Regions from separate parts of the Homo sapiens genome. Here region 1 is linked to region 2. A link is an interaction called in ENCODE POLR2A ChIA-PET data of the cell type or tissue named here. Cell type or tissue: OCI-LY7. All regions are shown on one strand. Each heading gives the region's core, and the rest is flanking DNA. Links, peaks and the distances in the headings are about the cores only.

Evidence for each region. ChIA-PET counts read pairs that join two places held together with the same protein. Peaks named below come from ENCODE experiments on the same cell type or tissue, not always from the same donor. Only the 100,000 strongest peaks of a DNase experiment are listed, where the experiment ranks them.
Region 1: POLR2A ChIA-PET joins it to region 2 with 6 read pairs; 3 of 35 experiments call an interaction of 5 or more read pairs at or near these places.

Annotation. Positions count from the first base shown.
Region 1 is chr4:140,792,678-140,808,293 of GRCh38, reverse strand. No RefSeq gene overlaps it. Among named protein-coding and RNA genes, the nearest start is that of TBC1D9, 44 kb to the right of the region's middle. In OCI-LY7, for the core only: no CTCF peak of the experiment used is centred there; a DNase peak (open chromatin) is centred at 7,383.
Region 2 is chr4:140,848,872-140,864,487 of GRCh38, reverse strand. RNF150 (ring finger protein 150) reads left to right here. Exons shown (of 7, transcript NM_020724.2): 7 at 1-4,681. Among named protein-coding and RNA genes, the nearest start is that of TBC1D9, 100 kb to the right of the region's middle. In OCI-LY7, for the core only: no CTCF peak of the experiment used is centred there; no DNase peak of the experiment used is centred there.

The DNA.
Region 1 (15,616 bases), core at 6,264-8,763, 54 kb after region 2:
TTCTAAAAGAGAAGATTTAGGGCTTCAGGGTTAGCCCAATCTGCGTTCAAATTTATGTCTACCACTGACTAATGATACTGCTTTGACCTTGACCAAATTTGTTAGGCTAAGAGCCAACTTCCCCATCTCTGAAATGGAGATGATAGTATCACCTGCTTTACAATGTTATTGTAAGGGTAAATAGCACAACATATGTAAAACTCTGAGCCCAACACTCAGCAGATGGAAATGTTGAAAGAATGTTGTTTATATTATTAGCTGTTATCTTCTGGGAGAAGAGAACTGAAACCTCTAAGAGGAACTAACAGTTTGCAATGCTCTGCTTTCTTTGGCTGAAGTTTTCATGACCCTCTGCATAAATAAACGAGTTTAAAAAAAAAAATCTTCTCAGTTGTGCAGATGTTCCTTTCCAAATATCCAAGTTACTCCAGGAAGCAGGAGAAAACAACTCCAAATCAGAGAAGACTGGACACATGAGTAGAACAGGAATAAAGTAAACATATCTTAAAATGCAAATAAACATTATCTGCAATAATGCAAAATGAACTTGCAACCATCTCGATTAAATGGGGGAAGAAATCCTGTAGAGTCTAACAACCAGGAGGTGGTACACGGCGATTAGCTGTCCAGCACCCTTTAACTTAGGCTGGGTTTAATGCTACTAACAGTCTATTTAGTTAGTATGCCCTCCACTGTTTGAGTTTAGAAAATGTGACAATATTCATAAGTTCCGCCAAGGTTGGTTCTTCTGTCCTACTTTTCCCATAAAACCTGTTACCCCACCATGGAATTTCCTACTACTTTTTAGGCTAAAGTTTCCGGAAAATAACATTTAAGTTTTATGGAGGGAATTTTGTTGTATCATTGGTTACTTTCTAAGTGATTGTTTCTTCCCAGTACATTTAATTTAACTGTCACCAGTTACACTCGAGTAACAGAGAACTCTGTTTTCTATCTGCAGTCTTCCCTTTGACTGTATCAAACAATGCAGATCTTCAGCTCTGCCACTACGCCAATATCTCCCAGCTCAATCCTTGGTCTTCAACAAACAGGATTTCCACTTACCTGCTCTAACACCTGAGGATAGATGAATATTTTCCTGCTTACCCAACACACTTTGACCCAAACTTAATCTACCAGTGTCTTTGCTAACCAGCTCACCTATGCTGCCTGGACCTCCTGTTTCCAGGTGGGAAACCAGGACTGCCATATAGAACCCATGGCCTGATGGCAGCACCTGGCTCAGCTTGCCAAGCTCTATGCTTAGGGAGGTGACTTTATCCAGTTTTCACAAAAGTTCTGCCCAGGTTGTAAATGGTCTAGTGGACGATCACAGATACCGCTATCTGTAGAACCTCTCTTTGCCATCTGGGTCACATCCAGTCGGTTGCCAAGTCCTGAAAATTATACCTCCTTATTAATTCCCACATTTGTATTCTCTGAAAAGCCCTGCTCAAGCCCTCAGTATTTCATGCCCTACACACAAAGTTCTAAATCATAGAGTATCAAAATATTCTATGGAGCTTTATAAAGTGCACACTCCCCAGCCCCATTTCTGGAGACTGTAAATCCACAGATCTGGGATGGGGACCGGGCATAGTTATTTTTAAAAAGCTCTACAGACAATTTTGATGTATGACTCTCTCTGGTTGAAACTACAATATTCAGCCTCTGGTCCCTCAACCCCCTCCCTCCCAACCATAGTTGACCATTTAAACACTGCTGTCCAGTGCATCTTCACTGTGAAGATGGTACTGCACTCTTGATCTTTGGGACAAAATTTAGAATCAGAACAATAACCAGAGCATATACTCTTTCCTCTTAAAGATCGCAAGTGATGAGGTTAATGACGCAGTTGGAGAAAATTCTGGTCTGACTAACACTTTCATTAGAAACTTGGTTGCTCTGCTTGGCTGGCTAGGTGTTTGTTTCTCAAGTTTCTCTCCATCCTGGCCATTGCTATCCTCTATCACTAAGACCATTGCAATAACCTTCTAACCGGTTTCCCAACCTTCTGTTTTACTTCCTACTCTGCACTGTCACAAGTGAATCCATTCTCTGCACTGCCCACAAGTGAAATCATTCTGGACGTAAATTTTAGCAAAACATTAATTATGTTTAAAATTCTACAGCGATTTCCCAGTACCTTGTGAGAAATTCCATACTCCTACCAAGGCCTTCCCAGAGCTGGCCCATGACTAATTCTCTTGCCTTATGGCTGGCCTTTATCCCTTATGTCCACTAGGCTCAAGGACCCAATAAAGTTCTTGTAGGTCCACAAATGCTTTGTGCTTCTCATCCCTGCACCTTTCTTAATTTTTTTTTAAAATAGGGATGGGATCTCACCATGTTGACCAGGCTGGGCTTGAACTCCCGGACTCAAACGATCCCACCTTGGCCTCCCAGACTGCTAGGATTACAGGTGTGAGGCCATCACACCTGGCCATCCCTGACCTTTCAACGCACTGTTCCTCTATCTAAGATATTCTCTCCAACATATCCCCTTTCCCTTTCATCTGACCTATTTACCACTCATCTTCCAGCTTTCAACCTTCAACACTTCCTCACAAGTCCTTCCCTGGCCTTTTTTTAGGATCAGCCCCTTTACAGTGTGCTGGGATGGCATCCATAGTTCTCTTATCATCTCATCATCTTAATGGCTCCTTTAGTGTCTGTTTCCCCCATTAGACTGCAAACTCCCTGAGGGTAGGACCATGTGTAAGTTTATCACTGCTGTATCCCCATGTCTGAAGTGGGCACATGGCTTGTGCTAGATACATGTTTACTGGAATAATAAATGTTGAGATCAGCAGAAAAATAAAATATGTTGGTAAGCATTTTTATGTGAAACAATTAAATAAAGTATATATACATCTATTGATCCAATACTCTGTGCTAGACATTTTTCTAGGGCCTTGGAAAACAAAAGAACAAGATGGGTTCTCTGACCTCCTGGAGCTGACAATTTAATGCAGGAAATCAATGACTATAATCCAAGTCCACCGTAGCTTCAGTAAAGGTTATAAAAAGTGCCTAGAGTTTTATATATCAACTCTGGAAAAAAGCAGTGCTATAAATATCTAAAACAATGATTCTTGAAGGTGGGCTCAAACTATCCCATAGCCTTCCATATGTATTCTTTAGGGGCTGCCTGGGTTCCTCTCCCAGCTCCACTATTTTTTATCTGTGCAACTTGGAGCAAGTTACTTAACTTCTCTGTACTTCAGATTCATAATTTCTATTAGTACAAGGATTAAGAAATTAATGTATTAAAGTGTTTAGCACAGTGCTTGTCACATACTAAGGGCTCAAAATGTGAGTTTTCATCATTATTATCAAGACTTAATACAGGTGGGTGCCAGTGGTTCACGCCTGTAATCCCAGCACTTTGGGAGGCCAAGGCAGGCGGATCACTTGAGGTCAGGAGTTCAAGACCAGCCTGGCCAACATGGTGAAACCCCGTCTCTACTAAAAATACAAAAATTAGCCAAGCATGGTGGCATGCACCTGTAATCCCAGCTACTAGGGAGGCTGAAACAGGAGAATCACTTGAACCCAGGAGGCAGAGGCTGCAGTGAGAGAGATCACACCACTACACTCCAGCCTGGGCAACAGAGCATGACTTCGTCTCCAAAAAAAAAAAAAAGACTTCATAGTTACAGGAAGTTTCTAAGAATAAAATTTGATGTTTGTTGGTCAGGCACAGTGGCTCATGCCTATAATCCTAGCACTTTGGGAGGCAGAGGGGGGCGGATCACGAGGTCAGGAATTTGAGACCAGCCTGGCCAACATGGTGAAACCCCGTCTCTACTAAAAAATAAAAAAAATAGCTGGGTGTGGTAGCGGGTGCCTGTAATCCCAGCTACTTGGGAGGCTGAGGCAGGAGAATTACTTGAATCCAGGAGATGGAGGTTGCAGTGAGCCAAGATCATGCCACTTCGCTCTAGCCTGGGTGACAGAGCAAGAATCCGTCTCTAAAAACAACAACAAAAAAATTGATGTTGTACTGAAAAATTAGCATATTCTAGAGTTTATTAAGGACTGTAATTCAATATTCTACTCAGATGACTGTGCTAGGCAATGCTTGCTAATGTATCAAAGTTCCTATTGCCCATGCACCTGCTCACATGTGGGTTGGAATTCCTGAAGTTTTCATGAAGCACTTCTTGTCATTAATGTTGCCCTGAGATAGTTATATTTTTTATTGTGGCTCTCTTTGTTCTTTTAGCTATCAATTCCCATTAGTTTAGCTTCATTGTTACCTATTTAGTTTATTATTGGTGATCTGGCTGACTCAGAAATTATTAAATAGATGCATCAACAATATTTTCTCGGATTATAATTTTTCAATAATTATACTTTTAAAAAAGTATACCTTGCAGTTCATACTTAAGTGACTGCATTCCTATTGGACACACAAATGGAAACCCTTCCTTTTTCCCTCTCAATTGCTTTTATAATAACTCTTCATTGCTATTACTAAAATAACTAAATTATTTTACAAATAGAAAATTGAAGTAGGTGTTCTAGATGGGCGAAGGAGTCTCTTGCACATTCTAAGTAGACCTAAGTCAAAAAGCCTTGGACTGGCCAGGCACAGTAGTTTATGCCTGTAATCCCAGCACTTTGGAAGGCTGAGGCAGAAGGATCCCTTGAGCTCAGGAGTTTGAGACCAGCTTGGGCAATATAGCAAGACCCCATCTCTTAAAAAAAAAAAAAAAAACTAGCTGGGCATGGTGCACACACCTGTAGTCTCCGCTATTTGGAGGTGCTGAGGTGGGAGGATCACTTGAGTCCAGGAAGTTGAGGCTGCAGTGAGCCAAGATCATGCCACTGCACTCCAGCCTAGACAACACAGCAAGACTCTGTCTCAGAAAACAAATCCTGGCTGGGCACTGTGGCACACGCCTGTAATCCCAGCACTTTGGGAGGCCAAGGAAGGCAGATCCCCTGAGGTCAGGAGTTTGAGATCAGCCTGGCCAACATAGTGAAACCCCATCTCTACTAAAAATACAAAAATTAGCCAGGTGTGGTGGTGCATGCCTGTAGTCCTAGTTACTAGGGAGGCTAAGACACGAGAATCGCTTGAACCTGGGAGGGGGAAGTTGCAGTGAGTCAAGGTCACGCCACTGCACTCCAGCCTTGGTGACAGAGCAAGACCCTGTCTCAAAAAAAAAAAGAAAAAGAAAAAAAGAAAAAGAAAAACACAAATCCTTAAAATAAGAAACAAATGATTCACACGAGCACACACACACACAAATACACTTAAAACAATGTCTGGCATATAGAATGTACTATGTAAGTGTTTCTGTTATTATTTAGCACAATAGCTTTTGACCTTTTTTTAAAAAAAAAGATGGAACTCCCTTCTGTGGTAGGCTGAATAATGACCCTCAAAGAGATCTACACCCTAATCCCTGCAGCCTGTGCATATTACCTTATACGGAAAAGGGGTCTTTCGAGATGCGATTAAATTATAGCGCTTGTGACAAGGAGATCATCCTGGATTATCCAGATGGGCCCAAAATGCAATCAAAGGTTTCCTTCTAAGAGGGAGGCAAAAGGAGATTTGACATAGAAGAGAAAGAGAGAGATGTGATAATAATAGAAACAGAGAGGGGTTTGATGATGCTATACTGCTGGCTTTGAATAGGGAGGAGCTGGATGTGGTGGCACGCACTTGTAGTCCCAGCTCCAGCTACTAGAGAGGCTGAGGCAGGAGGATCCCTTGAGCCCAAAAACTCAAGGCTGCAGAGAGCTATGATCCCACCACTGCACTCCAGCCTGGGCAACAGAGCAAGATCCCATCTCAAAAAATCAAACAAAAAATAAAAGAGGAAGGAAGGGACCATGGGACCATGAGCCAAGAAATGCCACCGGAACTGGAACCACATAGAATTTCCAGAGGGACACAGACCTGTGACCCTTTAACTTTATGTAGCCTAAATGGATTTTGGTCTTAGGGCTTCTAGAACTGTAAGAGAATAAATGAGTGATGTTTCAGAGTAACAAATTTTACAGCAGCCACAGGAAACTAATATAGGTCCTTTATTTCTTTAAATCTTATCTGAAAGGTTATTTTATATTATTACATTTTATTACATCTCAGTAACAATCAAAACTTTAAAAAATTAGTGGAAGAAAGATTAAGCTGTGGAAAGAAAGGTCAGAACAGGTCTCAATTGAAAAAACTGCTACTACTTTCTCTTTGATAAGGGTCCTAGGAATCTCTTGGGGGAAAGCTTCAAACTGTAGTAAATGCAGTTTGGAGGAGTTGTGGTGTAATAAAGTAATGCAGCTTCTTACTCCAAAAGCAGACGCTTCAAACCTGCAGTTATAAAATGAGTAAGCTGGAGACCTAATGTGCTGCGTAGTGACTATAATTAATAATGTATCATATACTTGAAATTTGCTAAAACAGTTGACCTTAAGTATTCTCACCACACAAACACACACACAAAGGTAAGTAGGTGAGGTGATGAATATGTTGATTAGCTTGATTATGATGATCATTTCACAATGTGTATGCATATTAAAATGTCATGTTGTATCATAGTTTGCCAAGAGTAAAAGCAAAAAAAAAATCACTTTGCATACCTTGAATAGGTACAATTTTTGTCAATTATACTTCAATAAAGCTGAAAAGGCCAGATGCCATGACTCACGCCTGTAGTCCCAGCATTTTGGGAGGTGAGGCAGGAAGATCACCTGATGCCAGGAGTTTGAGACCAGCCCGAGCAACACAGCGAGACCTCATCTCTACCAAAAAATACAAAAATTAGCCAGGTGTGGTGGCACGTGTCTATAGTCCCAGCTACTCAGGAGGCTGAGGTGGGAGGATCCTTTGAACCCAGGAGATCAAGAGTGCAGTGAGCCACTGCACTCCAGCCTGGGTGACAGAGCAACGCCCTGTCTCAAAAAAAAAAAAAAAAAAAAAAAAAAAAGCTGAGAAAATAAAAACAAGCCAAAAGGTATGTCTTTGTGTGCTTCAGGATTAAATTTTGAGATAAGACTAGCTTACACACTGCAGGAGGACTAAACAGATTGTACTTCCCTTATATAATACTTTTATTATAATGTAAATGATGATGGTATACATCTAATGTCTGAAAGTACTATTGCCTTACAATACTAAACAGAGTAAATAATGTACCCATTCTACACATGAGGAATCCATTTTTCCCAAAATGAAGAAAGTGATGTGACTTGCCCAACATCACAGATCTACCAAGGGATGTGGCTGGAAATCTCCTTCTGCTAAAATGCTCAAGAAGGACATGACCCAAAATGCATTCGTGGCTCCCTTAGACAAAAATCCTTTCCAGAGGGGAAGAGCACCTGTTTTTACAGTGAAGGGGAAGGATGTAGATGTGTCTGGGCGGGGAGCGGGCACAGGAGATGTTTTTCACTTCCCCATTCCAATGTGAATGAGGGGGCAGCCCACACAGCAGACACTGTGGGAAATGTTCAGCTGCCCAAAGAGCTGTCCCCCTCTCCTGCGTTCCTGTCTCCCCCATTTGCAGTCCCAACTTAAAGTTGAACCAACTTGTGTGTTTTCTTTGTCCTGACAAAAGGAAAGGGAACTAATCCTCATTGGCGTCATCCTCTGTGCTAGCATTTGGCATGAGTTTTCTTACTGGTTCTGGAAAGCCAGGCCGCATCACAGCAGCTATTTAAAAATCCAGGTCTGGAACTTGAAATAATGAATTTGGTAACCATTAGCATGGAAGAAAAACATAAAGCCAAGAAACCTCCTTTAAGAGAGAAAACTAGGCAGATTGCTAGTGTCAAATTGCTACAGAGAAGTAAAAAAAAAAAAAAAAAAAAAAAATATATATATATGATTGGGAAAGGTCAGAAGATTTGGAGTGCATAATAAAATTGGAATGACCTAAAGCCCATCTGTTTTGTGGTGTGGTGTATAGTGGATTAAGCTCATGGGCTTTGAAATCAGATGGTCTGGGTTTACCTGTGTATTCATTCATTGTGTAAATATTGATTTGGTATTACTATTTGCTATTCTCTGTACTCATGGTGTTTATATTCTAGAAGAGATAGATAACAATCATGTAAACAAGTAGATATATAATAAATACTATTGATTAATTCATTCTCCCAATACATACTACAGTTATCTAGGAGATAGGGTCAGAAAGGCAACTAAAGCCAGAGAGTTTAGGATCTGGTAGTCCATTGTGAGGGCTGTGGCTCTTACTCTAAATGAGACAGGAACCTATTGGTGGGTGTTGAGCAGAAAAGTGACATGATCTGACTCATATTTCTAAAAGATCACTTTGGCTGCTATGCAGAGAATAAGCTGAAGAAACCTAGAGCAGAAGCAGGGAGATCAGTGAGGAGATTATCACAATAATCTCGGCGAGAAGCAGTGATGGTGATGAGGCCGGGGGAACCCCATGGAGGCAGTGTGAAGTGTTTGCAGCCGGGATCTAAGTTGAGGGTAGAGAACAGGATTTCCTGACAGATTGGGCAGGAGGAATGAGAAAAGGAGAGAAGTGAAAGGTGACCCTAAACTTTCGCTCTGAGGGATTGGAAGACTAGAGGTGCCATTCATTGAAATAAAGAAGACTGCAAGAATAACAGATTGAAGGAAGGCGGGAGGAAGATCAGGGCTCATTTTTGTAAGTTTATGGTAAACTCGAGGAAGTTTATAGACAGCCAAGTGGTATGTCAAGTTGGAAATTGGTTATCACAGCTTGGAGTTCAGAAGAGAGGTCCATGGACTAGGCGTGAGGGCTCATGCTTATAATCCCAGCACTTTCGGAGGCTGAGGCAGAAAGACTGCTTGAGGCCAGGAGTTTAAGACAAGACTGGGCAGCATAGTGAGACCCCCATCTCTACAAAAAATAAAATAATAAGCTGGGTGTAGTGGCATGCAGATGTAGTTCCAGCTACTTGGGAGGCTGAGGCAGGAGAATCACTTGAGCCCAGGAATCCAAGGCTGCAGTGAGCCACGATTGAGCCACAGCCTGGGCAACAGAGTGAGACCTTATCTCTAAAAGAAAAAAAAAAAAAAAAAAAAAAAAAGAGGTCCAGGCTGAAATAAACAGCTGCTAAACTAAAAGGAAAAATGAGGCAGGCTGTTGGAGATAAAGATCAATAAGGGTTAAGGATGCCATTCTAGATAGGAGAGCTAAAGACCTCACTGAAAAGGGATATTTGAACAGAGACCTGGTTGAAGGGAAGGAGAAACCCACTCAGTTATCAGAGGGAAGGGGAGCCCAGCAGAGGAAAGAGCACACTCAGGACTAGTGGAGAGCATGCTTGGCTTTGAGAGGAAGAGCCAGAAGTTCAATGGGGTCACCAAGAGATGGCCTGGTAAGGATATAAAACCAGAGAAGTAGCAAGGGATTACATCATGCATTCCAGTCCTTGCTCTGCCACTTGCTAAGAGTACACCCTGGCTGGGTGCAGTGGTTCATGCCTGTAATCCCAGCACTTTGGGAGGCCGAGGTGGGCAGATGCTTGAGGCTAGGCATTTGAGATGAGACCAACCTGGCCAACATAATGAAACCCCAGCTCTACTAAAGATACAAAAATTAGCCAGGTGTGATGACACACACCTGTAGTCCCAGCTATTCGGGAGGCTGAGACAGGAGAAACACTTCAACCCAGAAGGTGGAGGTTGTAGTGAGCCGAGATCGTGCCACTGCACTCCAGCCTGGGTGACAGAGCGAGACCCTGACTCAAAAAAAAAAAAAAAAAAAAAAAAGAGTACACCCTTAGATAAATTACGTACCTTTTCTCAGCTCCATTTTCTTTATAATGGGGTAGTAATGGAACTTACCCACTTAGGATATTGAGAGAATCAGATGAGATCACGTACACAAAGCATTTAACACAGTGCCTGCAGCATAGGTGAAATTTCCCGGGTATTCACTAAGTACATTTCAAAGTGTCCTGCAGCATCTCCTGTGTGGTTTCTGGGTGAATAATTTCATCTCTCTGGGAAGTTTGGGTTTTGTGGTTGGTGTTAGGCTCCTCAGCTCCTCAGCTTCCATTTTGCTGGTCCTGCTGGCACAGTCACCCATCTGGTAGTTTGTCCTTGATAACCACAGCTCATGGGCACTTTCGGATGGGCAGGGGAGTCTGGGAGATCCACAGTCACTGACTTGAATTGCAGATGGTGTGACTCCGTGCTCACCCACAACCTCCAGCTCGTTGGTTCTAACACTGGATCTCCCCCCCGCCAACAAGGGTTACTCCAGGGTTGGCAAGACGTCCAGTCAAGTCATTCCATCCCCAGATAAGCTCTCACCAATCTCTTGGCAAGAAACCCAGTCACATCTGGCCTTGACTAATGATATTAGTCTTCACCCTGAATCTCAAGGGAGCAATGTCCCAGAGGCTTCTACTCTGGATGTTCCTTCCTCCCTACTCAACTGGCATAAAAAGGGGAGGGTTAAAACACAGAAGTTTGCTCTACTTAAGCATAGCTATGTTGGGAAAATGCATTTCATTTCATACATCAAATGTAAGTTAAGACCCCCGACACAATATCCTGGGAACACCCTGATGCAAGGTTAAGGGGGGAAAACTGTAAAGATTGAGGGAAAGAGAGAAAAAGGAGAGCAGATAAAATGAATTTTTATTAAGTCTTACCCAACATTGAGTCAACCATTCAGAAAAAAAAAATCAGATAATATGCTAATGACTACAACCTAGCCAGATGCTAACACACACCCTCTATTGTGCTTCAGAGTGAACCAGGTTCATCCTTTCTCAGGAGAGTCTGACCATTGCTCTTCCAATTTTCAGTACGAAAATGTGATAAGGAATGAGACCAAGTCAAGGGCTACGGAGAACAGGAAAAGCTGAATGCAAGCAACAATCTGACTGTCAAAGACGAACTAAGCTGGACACTAGCTAAAGCCAGAAGGATAGATTTTATTCAGTAATAACTATCGCTATAGGGAAGGAGTCCAGCAGGAACTGAACTTTAGCTTCAATGAAACAGAAGGAAGAGACTTTTTTTTTTTTTTTTTGACAGAGTCTTGCTCTGTTGCCCAGGCTGGAGTGCAATGGCGCAATCTCAGCTCACTGCAACCTCTGCCTCCCGGGTTCAAGTGATTCTCCTGCCTCAGCCTGCCAAGTAGCTGGGATTACAGGCATGCGCCACCACGCCCGGCTAATTTTTATATTTTTAGTAGAGACAGGGTTTCGCCAAGTTGGCCAGGCTAGTCTCAAACTCCTGACCTCAGGTGATCTGCCCGCCTCAGCTTCCCAAAGTGCTGGGATTACAAGCGTGAGTCATCGTGCCTGGCCTTCAACCTGAAGAAATCTTGTCATATGTCTCCATATATGATCTCATGTTCTCATCCTTTAATTCCTTTTCTTTCATTTGAAACAATGTCCTAATTTACTTCAGTGTAGAAAAATGGCCTCCTGATAAAAAGATTGTAAAACATGCTGAGAAACCTACTAAGAAAAAGATTGTAAAACATTTCATCCCTTATATGTTAATTAGAATATGGACAAAGTTGCTGTAACTGAAGCCCAAAATAACAGTAAACAAGGAGTTCATTTCTCTTCCATGTAATAGTCTGGGACTGGCATAGCAGGGACCCAGGCTCCTTTAACCTGGTTACTCAGCTGTCTCTAGGATAGTACATGCATATTGTCTAGGGTGGATCCTGTGACCACATTCCATAAAGCAGGTTGGAGGAAGAAGCAGGAAAGAGATTTAAGAACATGTCTGGGAAGTAAGACATACCACTGCTGGTCTCTTGGAAGTCTTATTGCTGTAGAAGAAGGGAATATTTCAATTATGTATTTCTATGTAACAAACTTTTCCAACACCTAGTGGCTTAAAATATATCAACTTTTTATTATCGGTCATAATTATGTGAATTGAATGGGCAGTCCCTCTACTGACCTTGCTTAGAGTTTCCCAGGCAATTAAAGTCAGATGATGGTTGCAGCTATCATGTCCAACATGCTCACTCGCATCTGCAGTGCCTTGGTAGGGACGGCTGGAAGACTGACCTCAGCTGGCATGCGTGGAGTGTTGGGCCTTTCCATATAGAAAGGTCTCTCCATAAAGACTCAGGTCTCTCCCTTTCCATAAGACCTTTCTGCATGATCTCTCTTAAAGGGTGGCCTGACTTCTTAAATGGCAGCCTAGGCTTCCCCAAAGTGCAAAACTTTAAGTGCCAGACCTTCCTAATGCTTAGGGCCTGGCACAGCCTCACTTCAACCACATTTTATGAGTTAAAACAAGCCTCAGGCCTAGCACAGATGCAAGGGGAGGAGACTGATCAGGTGTAGGTCCTAGGGCGCATGGCACATTGGAGGCCACTGCTGGAGCTGATTATGATAAGATGTATGTATACTGAGTATATGTATTTGTTTGCTAGAGCTGCCATACAAAATGCCATAAACTGGGTGGCCGTAAACAAAAGACTTACTATCTCAGGGCAGGTGCAGTGACTCACACCTGTAATCCCAGCACTTTGGGAAGCCGAGGCAGGTGGATCATGAGGCAAGGAGTTTGAGACCAGCCTGTCCAATATTTGTGAAACCATGTCTCTACTAAAAAAAAAAAAAAAAAAAAAACCATAAAAATTAGCCGGGCATGGTGGCGCGCCTGTAGTCCCAGCTACTCGGGATACTGAGGCAGGAGAATCGCTTGAACCCAGGAGGCAGAGGTTTCAATGAGCCAAGATTACGCCACTGCACTCCAGCCTGGGGGGCAGAGTGAGACTCCATCTCAAAAAAAAGAAAAAAGAAAAAAGAAACTTACTATCTCTGGAGACTAGAAATCCAAGATCAAGGTGTCTGCAGGCTTGATTCCTTGAAAGCTCTGAGAGAAAAAAAATCTGTTCCAGGCCTCTCCCCTTGGTTTGTGGACTGCCATCTTCTCCCTTTGTCTCTTCATGTTGTCTTCCCTCTGTGTGTATCTCTGACCAAAATTTCCCCTTCTTACAAGGACACCAGTTATACTGGATTAGGTTCTACCCTAATGGCCTCTTCACTTTAACTTGATTACCTCTGTAAACATCCTATCACCAAATAAAGCCACATTGTTAGGTATTGGGGGTTAGGACTTCAACATAGGAATTTTCAGGGTGCATGATTAGACCCATGACACTGAGGAACAACTAACAGTCTTTGATAAGCTTTGCAATACATTAACCTTTTACTTCCCTAGAAATACGTTGATAATAATTTCCTCCTTGCATTGTACTTTTTATTATTTCTTGAAAAAAATTGGACATTTAAAATATATTTTCTACTTTTTGCCTGTGTACATTATCTTATAAATCAAAATTGTCACTGGCAACACAAAGTTCATGTCACGAAAAGGCAGAAATATGCAGTTCCAATTTTGCTCTGTCTGTTCTGTTAAAGAGCCTCATATTCAGTTTAGAAAGAAATAACAGGAAACTTTAGCCTAAAAACAAGTGAGACAATTTAAGAGAAAACTTTAAGACCTCTAAATCAATATCAGGGCCCAAAGGAATTAAGTTTTATCATTCTAAGAAAATATGAAAAATAAAGCATCCTGTTGCTATAGAGTTACCTGATTATATCAGGTCCTCCTGAGCCTGTCATAGCAGATGATGTACCCAAAAACAACATAGGCTGGAATACTCATCTGCACACACAGGAAATATGTACAAAGACGGTCATTGCTGCTGCACTGTTTGAAAGAGTATGAAATAGGGGGAAAAGACCTAAATGTTCCATTCTCATTAGGGGTTTGCTTATATAAGACATAATGTATCTGCACCATGAAATAACGCAACAATTTTTAAAAATGCAGCTGTATTATACGTAGACAAGGAAGATCTCCAAGACACATTGTTGAGTAATACAAAGTAAAAAACTAAACACACAAACAATATGTATTTTCTACAATTATATGTAATGCATATACATATATGTGTGCACATATATGTATGTGGATATATATATTTGTACTTATATACGTGTGTGTATATGTGTATGCATAGACATGTGTGTATACACATGCATGAAAGTATATAGGAGATAAAAGCTGTGCAAAGATATGATTCTCTCTAAACAGAAAAAGAGCCAGAATTGAGGATGGGGAACAGTCCAGAAATGATTTTATTTATAATGACTTAATTTTTTTACCAGGATATTATATTCATTTTTATATGTTTAATAAAGATCTAATGTAAAAATGTAAGAGAAGCAACACAGCGCAGTGGCTAAAAGCATAGACACAGAAGCCAGACTATGAATTTGAAGCCCAGATTTGTCACTTTCTACCCATGTGACTTTGAGCTGTTTATCTTCTCTGCATCAGTCTCCTCAATAATCAAGTAAGAATAATGTTCCTACTTCAGAGTGTTATTATGAGGGTTCAAGTATTTTTAAATAACCTAAAAAACCCCTGATGCACAGTAGGCATATTTGTTAGTTTTTAACTGTTTAAAATGATTGATTAAAAATATTTTCTGAAATAGAAAGGACTATAATGGGATTTGCTGAATGAGGGTGATTAGGATATGGCCATTGGGAGAAGGGATAGGAAATCGTAACACAATACACAGCAACCCTCTTCACATTTGACTTGTTTGTTTAGTTCTCCCCTGCCCCCGCTTCCTTGCTGAATTTTTCTTCTTGATCCTTTTCCTATGTGGAGCTACCTACCCCCACCGGGGTACCTTTGGTTTGGCTTCTCTGTTCAGTATTGCAAAGGGCTGACCGCCAAGGAACAAAGGATCTCAAGCAGAATCAAAGGGTAAGAGAAAAGGAAATATTGCAGATACACCTCAAGTTCTTTCTTTCACCTTGACATATGGATCATCTTTTTGCCTTTTCCAAGAACAGATGGCAGTTGCCTCAATGCCAAAAGTGACAGAGCAGATAGTGAAGCTTCTGCAAATGCTCAAGGCATTAAGCTCTGTCCAGGTCCTACCTACCTGCTGGGGGAGTCCCCTGGGATGCACAGGGAAGGGTGTGGGAAGGGGCAGAGCTTCCACCTAAGCAGCATGCACACATCACAGCCTGATCCTGGGAGGAACAAGGCCACTCTCTGACCCTCATTTACCTCTCAAGTCTCCAACAGCCTGGTGGGGAGATGGGGGTACCATGGGGGCCTCCTCTGCACAGAACAGGACAATCCCTCTCCTGTCTTACCCTGCATGGCAAGTCAGGCTGATGCTCCCCAAATCTCTCCTATCTGTTGCAGAGGGGGCTGTAAGGGAGGCAGGACGGGGATAATGAGACTTAGGGAAGACCCAGTTCTAACCCCTTCCCTTACTCTTCATCTCTTCCCAGGCTACCCATATACTAAAGAGAAACTAGCCATTGCCAGCAGTGGCCAGAAGCCATTTAATCTTTTATGTTTTAATCATATATATAACCTTTAAGGAATAACTTTACCCTATTTTACATAATTTAATTTTATAATTTTATAATTATAGGATTTTAAAGCTAATTTCTTATATCAGAAAATACTATTAAGGTAATCTTAGGAATTATTTATGGTTTATCTTATTGGATAATAGTCATTCTTTAAGTATTGCATGCACTTTTTTTTTTTTTCTGAGAACAGAGTTTTGCTCTGTAGCCCAGGCTGGCGTGCAATGGCTCAATCTCGGCTCACTGCAACCTCCGCCTCCCG
Region 2 (15,616 bases), core at 8,208-10,707:
CCAGCATTTTACTCCAAGTCAGCATCCACCTGCCACCCCAATGCTATGGGGAAGAAAAGGAGCATTTGCATTCACTCAAAATAATTTAGGGTCACCTTTAGGAACTGCTACCTCCTATGTGGCTAGTCCCTTTGGAAGAGCTGAGCCCTGACTATGAATACAGCTTTTGAACATTGACTTAATCTCTAGGGTTAGATATCCCCTGCAGTGTCAACTCTGGTCATCTACACAGGGAGAGGTAGAGTCTGGAGAAGGCAGAAAATTAAAAGCGGCAAAGGTACCTACCCATTTTTGACATCACATGGTAATGATCAGAATCATGGAGGCAAAGCTCTGTCCAAAAATGTTCATTTTGTTTTGTTTTGTTTTGTTTTCTTGTTTTTAACATTTCCTTCATCCTGGTGAAATATCCTGGAAATTCATAGATCTGGGTTTGGTCATTTCAAAGCTCACCATGCCCAGTGGCCATTTCAGTTACTGCCCTGACATCCCTGAGGCTACCATACTCTCAAAACCAAATCAATGCCAGTGATCTAACATAGGATTCTTTCTTATTTATGAGTTTTGTTTAGATGGATATTTTTGCAGAGCATAAAAAATTAAATGACATTTAGTTATCCATTGAATGTATCACCCTGACTTAAAAAAAAATCCTTAAATCAAAACTTTTCAAAAAATCTGGGCTATGGAGTCACTCCCTCTGTGGAGCGAGAGCCCAGTCTTTTCTGGTACTAAGGCCACAGAGGCAATTTCCAGTAGCATTTTTATATCTTCTCTAAGTTTCTTTTCCTTTTCTGTCTGTATCTGTTTTTCTCTGACTGCCTATATCTTACTTTGTATACCCATACATAAATTATTTTCCCATCTTCTCTCTTCCCCTTTTTTTCTGATTTGTTTTCTCTCTTGCAAGAAACTCTGAAATAACCTTCAGAACACAAAAAACTGGAGGTTCTATACCTACAGAGTCATTATCATTATTGTGATTACCATTGTTACTGTTGTTGGTGTTTTTCCTCTTTTTATTGTGTAGCAATATCCATATTCACTTCTGATGAGGCAAACCTGTTTACTATAAACCAATGTCCTCCCTAAAGGAGTCAGTTTCATTTTCACTTCTCACATCACCAGTTGTATCGCAACCCATCTTACAACCATTGCCATGTTTTCAGGCTTCCTTGCCATAAATGTTTTCTGGGCAAATAATGGCAAAGCAACAATTCCAGAATGCTGTCTAGATCTGCTTTCTCCCACCCTCAGCATTTGACCCTCCTCATTCGCCTGAGCCCCCAGGGTTAGGATTTCTTGGAAAAACTTGTATACTGTACCTGATGGAATGCCCATTCTTCCTAACTACTTAGCACAAGTGCTTGCTCATCGTAAGTGATCTGAGGGCCACTAATTCCTGAAGACTGACAAAGAGACACGAAGAGACTACCCTCTTAAGATGGGGATGCATGGTTCTTCATGCAGTGCTCTTGGCCACCGAGGTCCTTCATCCATGCCATTGCATGGATGAATACGTTTGATGTTGGCAGTTAAAATGGGATGGGAGTGTCACCCTGCAGGAAGTAAGAAAAGAGGATGGCAGGATCTCTGATCAGGGAGCTGGTCAAAGCAGGGCTGGAAAGCTTCTGTGCTTAACAAAATGTGCGTGCTGTCCCCAAGTAAATGCTCATCCCTAGGTTTAGAGCTGACCTGGGTTTTGGGGAGTTTGTATTTTTAAGGAATTAAATACTCATGAGTTAAAATACTCATGATTGCAAAGAAGGTCTGGATTGCCTGAAAAATAAATTAATTCTAAGAAGCTAATATGAGTTTCTCATCATCCCTTAGCTCTTCCTTTTCCCTCCTTTTGTCCTCACTCAACCCCAGACCCTGTGTAATAGGAACATTAATTTTTAAAGACCCACAGATCAATAGCCACACTCTTCCACTCTACACCTTTTATTGACACCAAGTTATCATCCCAGAACTAATGAAGCAAGTCCAGATGCTAGACGTGGCCCCTTAATATCGAGCAATTTGATTGCAATCCTGCTTGTTCTACAAGAACCTGCTAAGGTCAGTCACATCTCTCTTCACCTGCCTTGAGTGCTTCATAATCACGTGGCTTTTTCAGGAATTTCAGTGATCAAAGATCTTCTAATTCTGTGCTACCACTGACGTTTGCACTTAATACAGAGCCATTTGCTCTGTGGCCACCTGATAAATATTTGCTGATGATAAGACAAAAATATACACGTCTATTAAGAGGTCTGCAATGTCTGAACACAGTGAGGGAGAAAAATCCTTAGAGAAGGTCGCTTAATCTCAATTACCCAAAGTCATTGCTTGGCAGAATATCTGTGGTCTGTTATCCTTAGTGAAGTGACAGGCTTGGAGAAGCAGGGTAATGTGGGGACCATGTGTGCTATATAAACCAAAGACTGATCACCATCCAAATGAACACATGTTTCTTCCATTGACTAGTTGAATTTTCTCCCAATGTTCTCATAAATAAAAGCGAAGGTGGGTTGCATGGTTGAATGAAACCATTAAACCTTATGGGGTTTTCTGTTGCAGACTGTTGATTGACCTTACTAAATCCCGAAATCTAAAAAATGAATTGTGGCCTTAGTACCACACCATCTTTAAAGTCTAGTGTTTAGTCCCCTTTTCCTTCAAAACTTTCCAACAAATCTAGCGCTTTACTGAACTCAGAACATTGTTCTCTTTGAGAATGTGAAGATTTTAAATAGCCAAAGAATTTTCATGTATAAGAGCTAGCTAAATATAGTATATCCTGCTCTTTCGAAGAAGATACAAAACTGTTGCCTGTACTAATGGGTATAGTAGAGCAGTTGAAGAACTAACACATACATGGACTTTTCGGTCTGAATTTGTGTTGGCATCCATGGTACTTACTGTTCAGTAGGATGTTATTGCAAGGAGCAGAGTGCCCTCTGCTGGAGTAATCGCAATTATTCTTGCAGCAGATTAATTTGACTTGGGTCATGAATTCAACAACCAGTTACTTGCCTTTCATCATACAATTTCTTCGGTAGTTGAGAATTTGGTCTACATTTATCAAATGAGGAAAGAGTGTCACAAACTCTAAAAAGCTGAAGGAGACCCCACAGATCTTCTCACTGTCAGCAGCCCTTACTTCTGCAAAATGTTGAAGGATAATGTTGCTCTGTTTGCAAAGAAGATGCCTCTGGCTAGAATGTTTGTGCAGTTATAAGCAAGGGACTGCTTGTTTTTGTAAGTTATCTCAACTTTATTCTTGTGAAATTGCAAAGGAAGATCAATAAAAAGACTTCATATGAATGTAAATGGTGTGAAATACTGATGTGTTTTGTACATGTACATAATATATTTACTTCCTGCTTTCACATTAGTAATCTGAGATGGTTCTACCATTTTATAATTAGAAGGAGATGTAGGGGTGGGAGTGGGGAGGGACTGTTATTTTTATAGAGGGGTGTCCCTTACATTTAGAAAATGAAATAATTTTGTATTTGTGAAAAGTTACATTCCATCCATTTTCTGGAAAAAAAAATGGGTATTGTTCTTTAAAATGTTCATGAGCTGGGAGGATGATTATTCTGGTTTCCAGGGGAAACTCTCAAGCAGTACATATGTGATACTCAGTTTTGTAGACTGCAGACAATAACCAGCAATTGCCAGTTGCAAAAATGTGAAAAAGAAATAACTTATTTTAACCACTTTGTACAGCATATTATTTCCCACTAGAAAAAAATCTGCAAATAATGAATTTACAATTATAAATAATCAGACATGACATCATAAATCAATCTTCCTCCCTACTAGCAAGAGGAAATTCCAATGGCTTTTTTTCCATCCTAACACAAATTACTTTTATTGTAAACAAATGCTTGCAACAAAATGCTTTTGTTGTAAAATGATTGATGTTGGGGTAAAGTCTACTTAGCTTCCCCACAAGGTCTTTCTGGCTAGTCTGCAGGTAGTAGATGATGGTTCCATCTCGGCATTGTCTATCCTCTCCATATTCAGACTGTGTGACTGAGCTTCCTTGATTTATATAGCATCTGACCCAAAATCACAAAAAAGTCACTCCTGATGACATTTGCATGGGGAGTCTTTCATTTGGACTTCAGTTCTTAATTGCCGAAATAAGTACTAGTGAATTATGTAGCGTTTTTACCCAAAACTAATCTTCTGTACAAAGTTGTGTGCATATTGAGATGATTAGTTAAGGCAGTGTAGTTTTTTAAATTTTTTCTGTATAAATTTCTTTCCTTCTTCCCCACCTCAGGCACCTACCCTACTCCTTTCAGAGCACTTTATATCCCTCTTGAAATACAAAGAAATTGAAAAAAAAAAAAAAGTAACTGTCTTTAAAGGAATTTGTCTTCTATTAGGAGACACAGACTTTTATTTTGCTTTATTCTATTCTCTTTGTACTTGGAGAGCGTAATCAACTTGTCTCATAATGGGCTAGTGATGAAACAAGGGTGATAGTTGGAAACAGTCATTACAACATGGTTATTTTTGTTATATAGAAGACTATCATGTAAATAAGTGCAATCGTGTTCTTACGTACTGGCTAAAAAAAAAATATTGCAACTATAAGGATTTTTAAATGAGGGTTGTGAATTCCAGGAAATTTCACTGCAAAATTTCTTTTGGTTTTGTTTTTTAATAAAATGGAACCAGATGCTTGTGTCTGTGTCATCTGTATTCCCTGACTTTGTTGCCTATCCCTGAGTTGCAGAGGTGGTGCTATGGATTTCAAAACATCATATTTATTGTTAAATCACAATTATGTCCAAAGACCAAGGATAATAATAGCTTCCTTATTTTTCTCAGGTAAGTCAAGTGGCAGGCACCAACCTTCTCTTAGCTCTGCTGTTCTAAGGGAATTAAGAGATTTTAGCAATTCTGAAGAAGAATGGCTGTGAAATGAGCTTGAGGTGTAGTCTGGCAAGAACTGAGCACTATGCTTATGGACTATCTCAGGCAAGTTTATACTAGGCAGAGTTATACCATGGGGTCTGCCAGATGGGCTGGGGCAGACAGATTTCTTCTTTATATTTGCTAGTATATTTCTAAAAGATTTTAAATAGCAATTCCTTGGGATTCGCAAGGGAATATGAAGAAAATTTAAAAGATGGAGCCTGCTGGCCTGGGAAGGTGGAAAAGGAAGGCAGGAAAGGAGAATGGCCCTCTATTCATTGGCCTCACCTACTGGAACCTGGTAGGCCTTTGGTTGTGGCCTAGCCCCCCCGTGCCTGGCCCAGCCGAGACTCCTGACACATGCACTTGAGGAGCAGCCAGGATTGGACATGGCCAGGCAGGAGCTGTGGGTTTCACAGAATTTGCTAGCAAAAAGAAAACACAAACAGTATTGAGTGCTGTGGCCTCCTGGAGCTGCTGTAGATAAGGAAAACATTAGTGCCCGGAGGCTTTACTCAGGGCCAGTCTATGCTTAATTTGTAGGCAGGAAGATACTCTAAGGGGATTGCTGGGAACATTCATGACTATGCCAAATTAGAAGGCACTTTAGACTTTGTTTATGCTTCCATTATTGCAATGTTTATCTGCCCAGACACTGTGGGTATGAAGCTATTACCTAGGACCTGGAAACCATCCCTCCCAACTTCAACTTCCATCATCTTTCCACTAGACCAGGGATCCCCAAATGAGGAAATGTGTTCTGTGGGATGGGATATGTTAGAATTTACAGCAGGCTCCCAAGTTCAATTAAGTTGGGATAAGGCTTCATACAACTCATATTAGCTATTAATAAATTTTTTGTTTGTTTTGTTTTGTTTTGTTTTGTTTTGGTACAGACAGGGTCTCGTTTTGTTGTCCAGGCTAGTCTTTAATTCCTGGCCTCAACTGATCCTCTCACCTTGGCCTTCCAAAGTGCTGGAATTACAGGCGTGAGCCACTGTGCCTGGCCGCTATTAAAAACTTTTGAGAAGTCTTCAGTAAGGTCACTGATTTAACTCTATAATTCAGCTTTTCCTGAAGCTGATTGACAATAAAGCCCCATTTTATCAAGGGTTATGTTTTTCCACATTACACTGGAGACCACTGTGTGGAACATGTTGGTGTTCAGACTTTAAAAAAAAAAAAAAAAGCTGCCAGACATCATTTGCTGTAAATCTTGCATATTCCACAGACCCTTGCCTCTCTTGTCCCTGCTCCTAGTTGACAAGGGGAAAGTCAGGTGATGCACAGTGAGCAGTATTAGCCTGGGGCCTGCTTCACCTGGGGTGGGTGTGACCTGGGGAGAGATCACTGGGCACTTCCCAGAGTCACACGCATGCCAGGGCATCAGCCTGGCTTCACTGGGCATCAGCCTGGCTTGCTATCATGCTGTGCCTGAAGGCGGAGGCCCCATCCCACCTAGAAACTCCACTTTGTGGGCTTTTGTTTTGAGACTTAATGCAGCATATTCACACATTTGAGAATGGAACATTTACAACCCCAGATTTTGACAAAATTAAGTAGCTAAAAAAAAAAAAAAAAAGAAAAAGAAAACTCCCCACAGCTTTGTAATGGGCCAGCTGGGTCAGCTTTGCCGCTTAACTCTTATTCTGTTAATACCTATGTTTGGAGGACTGTAAGCTAAACCATCATTCAGAAGACACAGAAGTATATTTAGTTCTGTTTATTGTTATTGTTGTTTTGTTTTTAGTTTTTTTTGAGATGGAGTCTCGCTCTGTCACCCAGGCTGGAGTGCAGTGGCACAGCCTCGGCTCACTGCAACCTCCGCCTCCTGGGTTCGAAAGCAATTCTCCTGCACACAGCCTCCCGAGGAGGAGCTGGGATTACAGGCACCCACCACCACACCTGGCTAATTTTTGGAATTTTAGTAGAGATGGGGTTTCACCATGTTAGCCAGGCTGGTCTTGAACTCCTGGCCTCTAGTAATCTGCCCACCTCGGCCTCCCAAAGTGCTGAGATTACAGGTATGAGCCACTGTGCCCGACCTAGTTCTTTTCTAAGTCTAATAATTCTTTAGAAGCCAGTGTTAGTAGTGCTACTCATCTCCTTGAATAATGCATTGCAACAAATTGGGGAACAAAGGGTAGGGAGAGAATATGAGTCATTTTTGCTCTGCGGTAATTACTATCTACAGAAGAGTGAATACCAATTAAGAAACTCAGGTGACTGAGAGAGGTCTCCTCTTTATGAGACATTTTAAAACACTAGTTCCATCATTCTTAGTGATCCAACAACAGAAGCAATTTGACCTCTTATTTCATCACACTCACAGGTAGTAGAGAGCCTCCACCAAGTCTCACTGTAAATCTTTGTTCTTGGCTGTGAGAAGAATCAGGGAGAAAGACCTTTCCACCGAGCCACCAAAGATACCATGGGGACCCTCTGCTCACTGTGATTGCATCTCCCCTTGTTGGCTTTCAGTCACAGCACCCTAGCAAAAGAAGGTGCCGTCCTAAATCTCCAACCAGTGGTAGCCTGTATCTGCTGGCATACAGGGAGGTACAAATTAAACGCCTCAATCTCTTCGGACCTTCCTGTTATGGAAGACACGCCCCACCTTCCCCCACAGGGAACATGCCTGATTAGTCATAACCCTTAAACTAATCACTCCCGCTGTGCCTCCCTCTAACATTCCCACCTTCTTTGTTCTTAAGGACATTTACTAAATAGGCAAGGGGGAAAGCAGAGCCAGGTTTCATTGGCGGGCAACTGCACTTGGTTGCTATGAGAGCTGTATACACACACAACACAGCTGTCATTGATATTATAGATCTAATGGGAGCCAAGGGTCTCAAATCTCTAAGGAGAAAAACATAATTCAGAGCTTTGGCAATGGTATCCATGTCTATAAATACATGTGAGAGCAGAGAAGTGAATTAGAGAATGTTAGAACACAATAGAGTTAGACCTGAGAATAAAATTGCATCACTCTGGGCCTGGACCTGATGTTTTTTATGCCAGCAAAACTCCCAGTTAAATATAATTTCAGGAGACCTTTACCTGAGATTGAGGTATAATGCCAGGACCTAAACACACACAGGACCTGACTCACAGAGCTTCCTTTATGATAAGGAAAGTTAAAGGTAGTCCATTTGCCTCTTATCATATTTTCTTTCCCTCTTTTTTATCTCCCTTGTTTGAAACAAAAAGGTGGAGAGGAAAAGGGAGGACATTAATGAGGGATGGACTCAGGACTAGAACTTGGGTTTTCCTGACTCCACTGCCAGAGTTCCTTCGGCAGCACCATGCTGCTTTCATAAATGGGTAAGCACCTCCTGACCACTCAAAAATATAAGGAATGGAAAGCAAGAAAAGCTGCTGGGCATGGTGGCTCGTGTCTGTAATCCCAACACTTCGGGAGGCCAAGGCAGGAGGGTTGCTTGAGGCTAGGAGTTTGAGACCAGCCTGGGCAACAAAGTGAGAGCGCTGTCGCTAGAAAAACATTAAAAAATTATCCAGGCATGGTGGCATGTGCCTATAGTCCCATCCACTCAGGAGGCTGAGGCTGGAGGATGACTTGAGCCGAGCCGAGCCAGGGATGTCAAAGCTGCAGTGAGCTATGATTGCACCACTGTACCCTGGGTGACAGAGCAAGACCCTGTCTCTATAATAAAAAAAAGAAAACTGAAAGTTTATGTATAGGAAGATTATGTATAATCAGGAAACACTCCCTGAACAGGAACAAGTCTAGTCTGGAAGTACTGGAAGTAGAATAGGATGATGCAACCACTGTATATAAGCAGGGACACCTGCAAACACACACACACACACACACACACACACACACACACACACAACCCACAAGGTGAGTCCCCACAGAATGCTAATTTTAGCTATGCAAGGAAGCTCATTATTTTAAGACCCCAATGTGTGTTATTTTCTAGACTCGCCCCTTCAAAATATGATTAGTCATGGAAATACTGGATAGAAGAGGGTGGTTTCCCCAGCAAAGGTACCACCCTCAAGCCTGAATACCTGCGGCCCTAAATAAGGACAGACATTCCTGTTTTTGCACCCAAAAGTTGCCTTCTGGCCCACAACGCCCCCTGTCCTGTACCCATATAAACCCCAAGCCCCAGGCTGGGAGAGAAGAGAAGGAACATCAGGAGAAGTTTGGCTGGGGATGGTCAGAGAATCAGCAGCTAGACAGCCAAACTCTAAGGAAAGATCATCTTTTCACTCCATCTCCTGTCCAGCTCCCCATCCATTCCACTGAGAGCCATCACCACCACTGAATAAAACCCCCACATTCAGCCTTCAAGTTAATGTCGGACCCAATTTTTTGGGATGGCTGGACAAGAGCTCAGGATACAGAAAGTTGTCATGCTGGCCCCCTGCCCTTGCAAAAAGGCAGAGGGCCCACTGACCTGGTTAACCCTTAAGCCATCCAGAAGGGCAAGACTAAAAGAGCACACTGTAACATGCACCCACCTGGGCTTTGGGAGTCGCAGACACCCACCCCTAGACACTGCCATGGGGCCAGAGCCCCAAAGCAGTCACTCTGGTTCCTGCACCTGCCATCTTCATGATCCTCCTCCCATAAAAGGGGTTTGAACTCACCAAACAGAGAGCCACACTCCTGTCGCATGTGTTGAGAAGGGGTGCAAGGGAAGTCTCCCATTTCAGTTATATCATACTTCCCAGCACTGGCTCACAGGCCAGTGCATAAGAAGGCCATCCCTTCTTATAGCCCTGCTATGGCACTGAGACTTGCTCGACAGGAAGTAAAGAGCGAGGATTCTTTTTCATATATTAAGAGGTGCTCAATGTCCAGAGGAACCTTCCAAGTAGAGAACTCCTAAAAACAATGGATAAAATATTAACACCTCCTTTAAGACAAAGAGCTAAGCTGGTAGGAATGTAAGATAAATTCTTGGACACCAGAAACAGTAAGAAACTACTAGTCTATTCAGAGGGGAACAGGACCACCAGAAATAGAGTTTGCCCTGGGTGCCTATGTTTATTTAGCTTTCATGATCTAGGGGTCTACAATTTTTTTCTGAAAAGATACAATTTTAAAGATAATATTTTGGGCTTTGTGGGCCACATATGATTTGTCACTTACTTCATTGTTGTTGTTTCTTAGCAACAGTTTAAAAATGTAAAAGCCATTCTTAGCTGAAAGGCCACACAAAAACAGGCCACAAGAAGGGCGTGTGCTGCTCCTACAGGAGGAGCTCAGAGACAAAGCTCAGGCTCAGAATCAGAGACTCCAGCACAAAGCCAGCACCCAAAAGAATTGACACCCTTCGTGGGTAAACTGGAAAAAAAAATATGCTTACCAGAAGGAATTGATATAAGTGTTTACCAGTGTTGGCCTTGGTTCTAGTTAAAAAGGGAAAAAGATAAAGTCTCCTCCAACACCCCAAGATACCTTAGCCATAGACAAGCCTTCTCATGGGCTATGTATCAGAATCCAAGTACTTATACGACCTAAAAACCCAAAGTACGAATTTAAACTTATTGCAAACTGATAGTCACATTCAATGTTTAGTAGAAATGAATGCATATATCCTCACTAGAGGAATACTGTTTAAACCAGGTCTCAAAGGAATTCTCACAAACCAAGTTTGAAGGAATATAAACTCACCACCAAAAGCTCAAAATACATAAGGAAACAAGTCACAGTGAGGAAGAGGGTTGCAGAAAGATTGATGATACGAGAAATAATTGGTTCAAGATATAGGGTAAGTGTTCTAGGGAACCCTACAGGTGATTCTAATGCACCTTGAAGGTGTTATTGTTTTTAGAGACAGGGTCTCACTCTTTCGCCCATGCTGGAGCACAGTGGCACGATTATAGATCGCTGCAGCCTCAAACTCCTGGGCTCAGGTGATCCTCCTGCCTTAGCCTCCCAAGTAGACCTGAGACTATAGACCCATGCCACCATGTCCAGCTAATTTTTAATGTAATTTTTTTTTTTTTTTTAAGAAACGGGGTCTCACTGTACAGGCTGGTCTCAAACTCCTGGCCTAAAGCAATCCTCCCACCTCAGCCACCCAAAGTGCTGGGTTTGTAGGCATGAGCCACCATGCCTGGCCTCATCCTAAAGTTTGAAAACTACCATTCCAGTCACTTCAGAGCTCAATAGCACAACTACCAAAATCAAAGTAGGAAAGCGGGACAAGTAAAATTGTTTATTTGGTTGGTCTACTTTGATCTTATGGTAATGAACTTGGAGGAGACTAAATTTCACCTATAAAATGATGGCTTGAGACTAAAGAAGAAATAATCAAGCCTGTCCTTATACTTTACCCACAGGGTCCCATAGGAACCAACCCTGACCTCTGTCTCCCACTCACCTCTATCTGGACACTCTCCACCTGACTCACAGGGCTGCAGCCACACTGTGTCTGCTGGTTTAACCATGTATCCTGGGGACCTAGAAGGAGCTCAGGGAACATCGTTAAACTAGTAACTGAATGAATGCTGGAGGCTCAGCTTTTTAGCCCAAAACACCAAGTCCAGGCTGGCATATTAATGGAAAGAACTGCCTGCTGAGGACTTGCTGCTACTGACTCTGAAGAATAACAGTGACACTAAAATAAATGCATAGTGCTTATCATCACTGCTGTCATCTTAACGTTAGTAATAATAGTGAACATTTGCATGGTTACTATGCACCAGGCACTAGTCAAGTGCTTTGCATGCATCATATCATTTCGCCCTTACCATAACCCTTTGAAGAAAGTACTATTAGTACCCCATTTTACAAATTCTGATCATGAAGCTTAGAAAGTAGCTTGCCCAAATCACACAGCCAGTAAGTGGCAAAACTGCTCATTAATCCGTTTTCTGGCTCCTAAAAGCTGCTCTTCACCACCATGATATATTATCCTCCCTCATCTGAAAAAAGAAGCTGACAGGTTTCTGTCTTTATCTCTGTAAAATAAGATGAAAGATATTTAAATTTAAATTTAAAAAAACAAGTCTGGTGTGGTGGCTCATGCCTGTAATACCTGCACTTTGGGAAGCCCAGAGAGGAGGATTGCTTGCAGCCAGGAGTTTGAGACCAGCCTAAGCAACATAGCGAGACCCTGTCTCTACAAAATAATAATAATAATAATAATAATAATAATAATAATAATAATAATAATAAAATAAATTAGCTGGTGTGGTGGCACGCACCTGCAGTCCCAGCTACTCAGGAGGATCGCTTTAGCCCAAGAGTTTGAGGATCCAGGGAGCCATGATCACACCACTGCACTCTAGGCTGAGTCCAGAGCAAGACTCCAAAAAACAACCACAACAACAACGACAAAGCACCTTTGCAGTAGAGAAATATAATAAACACTATCTCAGTCAGGTTGTCAAAATTAACATCAACAATGATGCATACATAAGTATGTAGCCTTGATATGATGTGATGAGAATGTTACTGGGGTTTTCCTCCCAAAAACCCATAACACAATCCTGGTAGAACCATGATAAAAACACCAGACAACTCCACACCGAGGAACATTCTACAAAATACATGACCAGTATTCCTCAAAAACTGCTAAGGTCATCAAAAACAAGGCAAGTCACAGAAACTGTCAGAGACCAGAGGATCCCAATGAGACAAGGTAATTAAATGTAATGTGATGTCCTCAATGAAATCCTGGAACAGAAAAAGGACATTAGGGGAAAAGTTACAATGATAGTGAAATCTGAGTAAACTCTGGAGTTTAGTTAATGGTAATGTACCAATGTTGATTCCTTAGTTATGACAAATGTACCATGGTAATGCCAGGTGTTAGCAACAGGAAAAACTGAGTGATGGAAATACAGGAACTCTCTGTACTGTCTTTGTAAGTTTTCTGTAAATTTAGAACCATTCTAACAGGAGTTTTTTTTTTAAGGAGATACTATTATCAAATATAACAACCTATTGAATTATTAGAAGCAAAGAATTCATCTCTGATGACACTGTGGAGTGTCCTCCGTTGGAAATTTTAGGAATAAAACAGAAAGCTCAGTACCCTGAAGAATTTAAATGTTAGTCTTCTTGAAACATAACACTGAACCAAATTATTTCTTGACATCAATTATATTTTAAGACTATACATTTGTGATTTTTATTAATTGTTACAATGACTCTTCAACACTGAGTAACTGGAAAATTTGCCAAATGAAAAGTTAATCTTTTGTAATTATATGTCAGAGTTATCACAAAAATAATGAGTAGGTGTCTCAGCTACGGCACAGTAATTACATTAAACATTGGCTGGGTAAAGAACCAAACGTTACAGAACGCTTGCTGTTTGTGTTGGTATTTATGTAGTTGAGCTGTTTCTCCCAGTAGGGGGCTCTGTTGACCATCAAATGGAAAAGATGCCCTGGCGTTAGGGAACAGAGTTTTTTGGATTCTACTTTGATTAGCGTTTGTAGGGGTAACTTTGAGGAAGAAAAACCTTTCACAAATCTTCTCCAGTTAGAAAGGAAGATTAGACAACACCAACTAATGTGGTTGGGGGTAGAGGATGTTTCAGAGAAGAAAGAAGGTATATTGGACCATACCAGAAAACAGAGACCTTCAGAATGCTCTTAGGCCTAGATATTGCTGAAACCATATATGCTCAAATGAAAAGCAGGTTTGAAGTGATAAAACTAGAAATGCCATATCCCACTTTCAGGATATGTGTTCCTGAAAGGTAATATTGGAGAAATGTCCTTCTTATACATTTTTTAATTGAGATAAGGTCTTGCTTTGTTGTTCAGGCTGGTCTTGAACTCCTGGCCTCAAGCAATCCTACCTTGGCCTGCCAAAGCACTGGGATTACAGGTGTGGTCCATCACACCTGGCCAAAGAAATATTCTTGAAGTATCACTTACATACTCATTGATTGACCACTAATGCCCTATTCCACATAGCATTTCACAAGATAGCTCATGCATTTAATTCTTTATCTAAATGCAGGAGCAAGAGCAGCCTCTACACACACACACACACACACACACACACACCCACACCCACACACACACATACACATTGACCCAATAAAAAATTTTAATGATCTCCCATTTCTATAAGCCCAAGTACAGAAGAGAATTCTTGATTGGTTTCTAAGTCCTGCTCTACCTAGCCTCTGACAACATCTCCAGAATTATCTTAAACCACTTTCCCACTCACTCTGTGTGTTCCAGCCCCACTGGCTTTAACATCTTCTATTTCTAACATGCAGAGCACCATCCACTACAGGGCCTTTGCACAGGTTTTCCACACAGCCTTATTGGTCTTATCCTATTCACCTCCTTCTATTTAATGCCAATTCATTCTTTGGATCTCAGCTCAAGAGCTTTACCTTGAAGAAAACTTCTCTCACCCCTGGATTAAATATCCCAGTTAAACGTTTACATAGCACCTTGTACTTGGCCATTATAGCTCTAATGACAGGTCTACTCCATGTATTAAACAATGTTTAGTATTGATAGTTTGCTTATGTGGTTGTCAGATTAATACCAATTCTCCAACCTAGATTGCAAATTACTTGAGATTAGGATCCATGTTTTTATTCTCCATGTATCCCAGTACCTAGCATAGGACCTGGCTTAGCACAGGTTTTCAACATATATTTGTTGAATAAATGATTGAAGGAATGACCATGCCACACACACATTCTCAGGAAAAACAACACTTGGATTTCAGAATGTACTACTTCCAATGGGGAAAAAAAATCCTGCTGACTTCAGAGGGAGTAAAGCCAGAAAGACAAGCAATAAAAGATGGTATCTTTGCCCAGAATGTGTAGGTTCTCTGACATTCACTGCCTTACCAAAGCCCATCCTGTTTTCTGAAATGCTGAGTCAGGTTATTTGGAGAAATTCTTTTGGCAAAAAAAACCTCTTTTTTGTTTGCTTGTTTCTATAAGCCAGGGAACACCAAATATTGCCAGTAAACCACCAGAAGCTAGGGAGAGGCACGGAACAAATTCTCCTTCAGGACCCTCAGAAGGAACCAACCTTGCTGACACCTTAATCTCCTCCAACTTCTAGCCTCCAGAACTATGAGACAACACATTTCTGTCATTTAAGCTAAAAAACAATTTAATGTGATAAAATATAAATATAGATAGAATATATACAATGTATCTTAAAAGAATCAAAGCAGTGACAAGATAGGAAGGAAATACCAGACCTACCATGAAGAGAAGTCAGCATCCCAGAAGCACAAATGAAGACAGAAGCTTCTTTTCCTCTGAGAGTAGTTATCCACCCTAAAAATACTGGATTTTCATTTTAGTGGCCTCCTGGCACTGGAAGAAAAAAATCAACTCCCAGAAACCACATAAAATCGAAAGCCTAATAAGAGATTCACCCCTTAAATAATCTGTAAAGACCCCCCCCCCCATAGACCAGTCCTAGCACAGAACCACAACCTCAGTTAAACTCTCCTGAGTATCCTGTATTTTCCAGGTAATTTCAAGGCTTAAATTTAGTTTAAAGTTGTCTTAAACTGGTAGTGCCTCTAGATACCTTGCAGAATCAAATACAAATACTTTCTGGGAAAAAAAAGCCAATTTCATATTAGGCATCAAAAAATTTGTCCAAAACTAAGCCAAAAATAGCCAGATACACAAAGAAAGTAGATGTCATAAGAAATATCTGGCAGAATACAGACCACAGAAACAGAACTACAAAGACTTCAAGTCTTAGA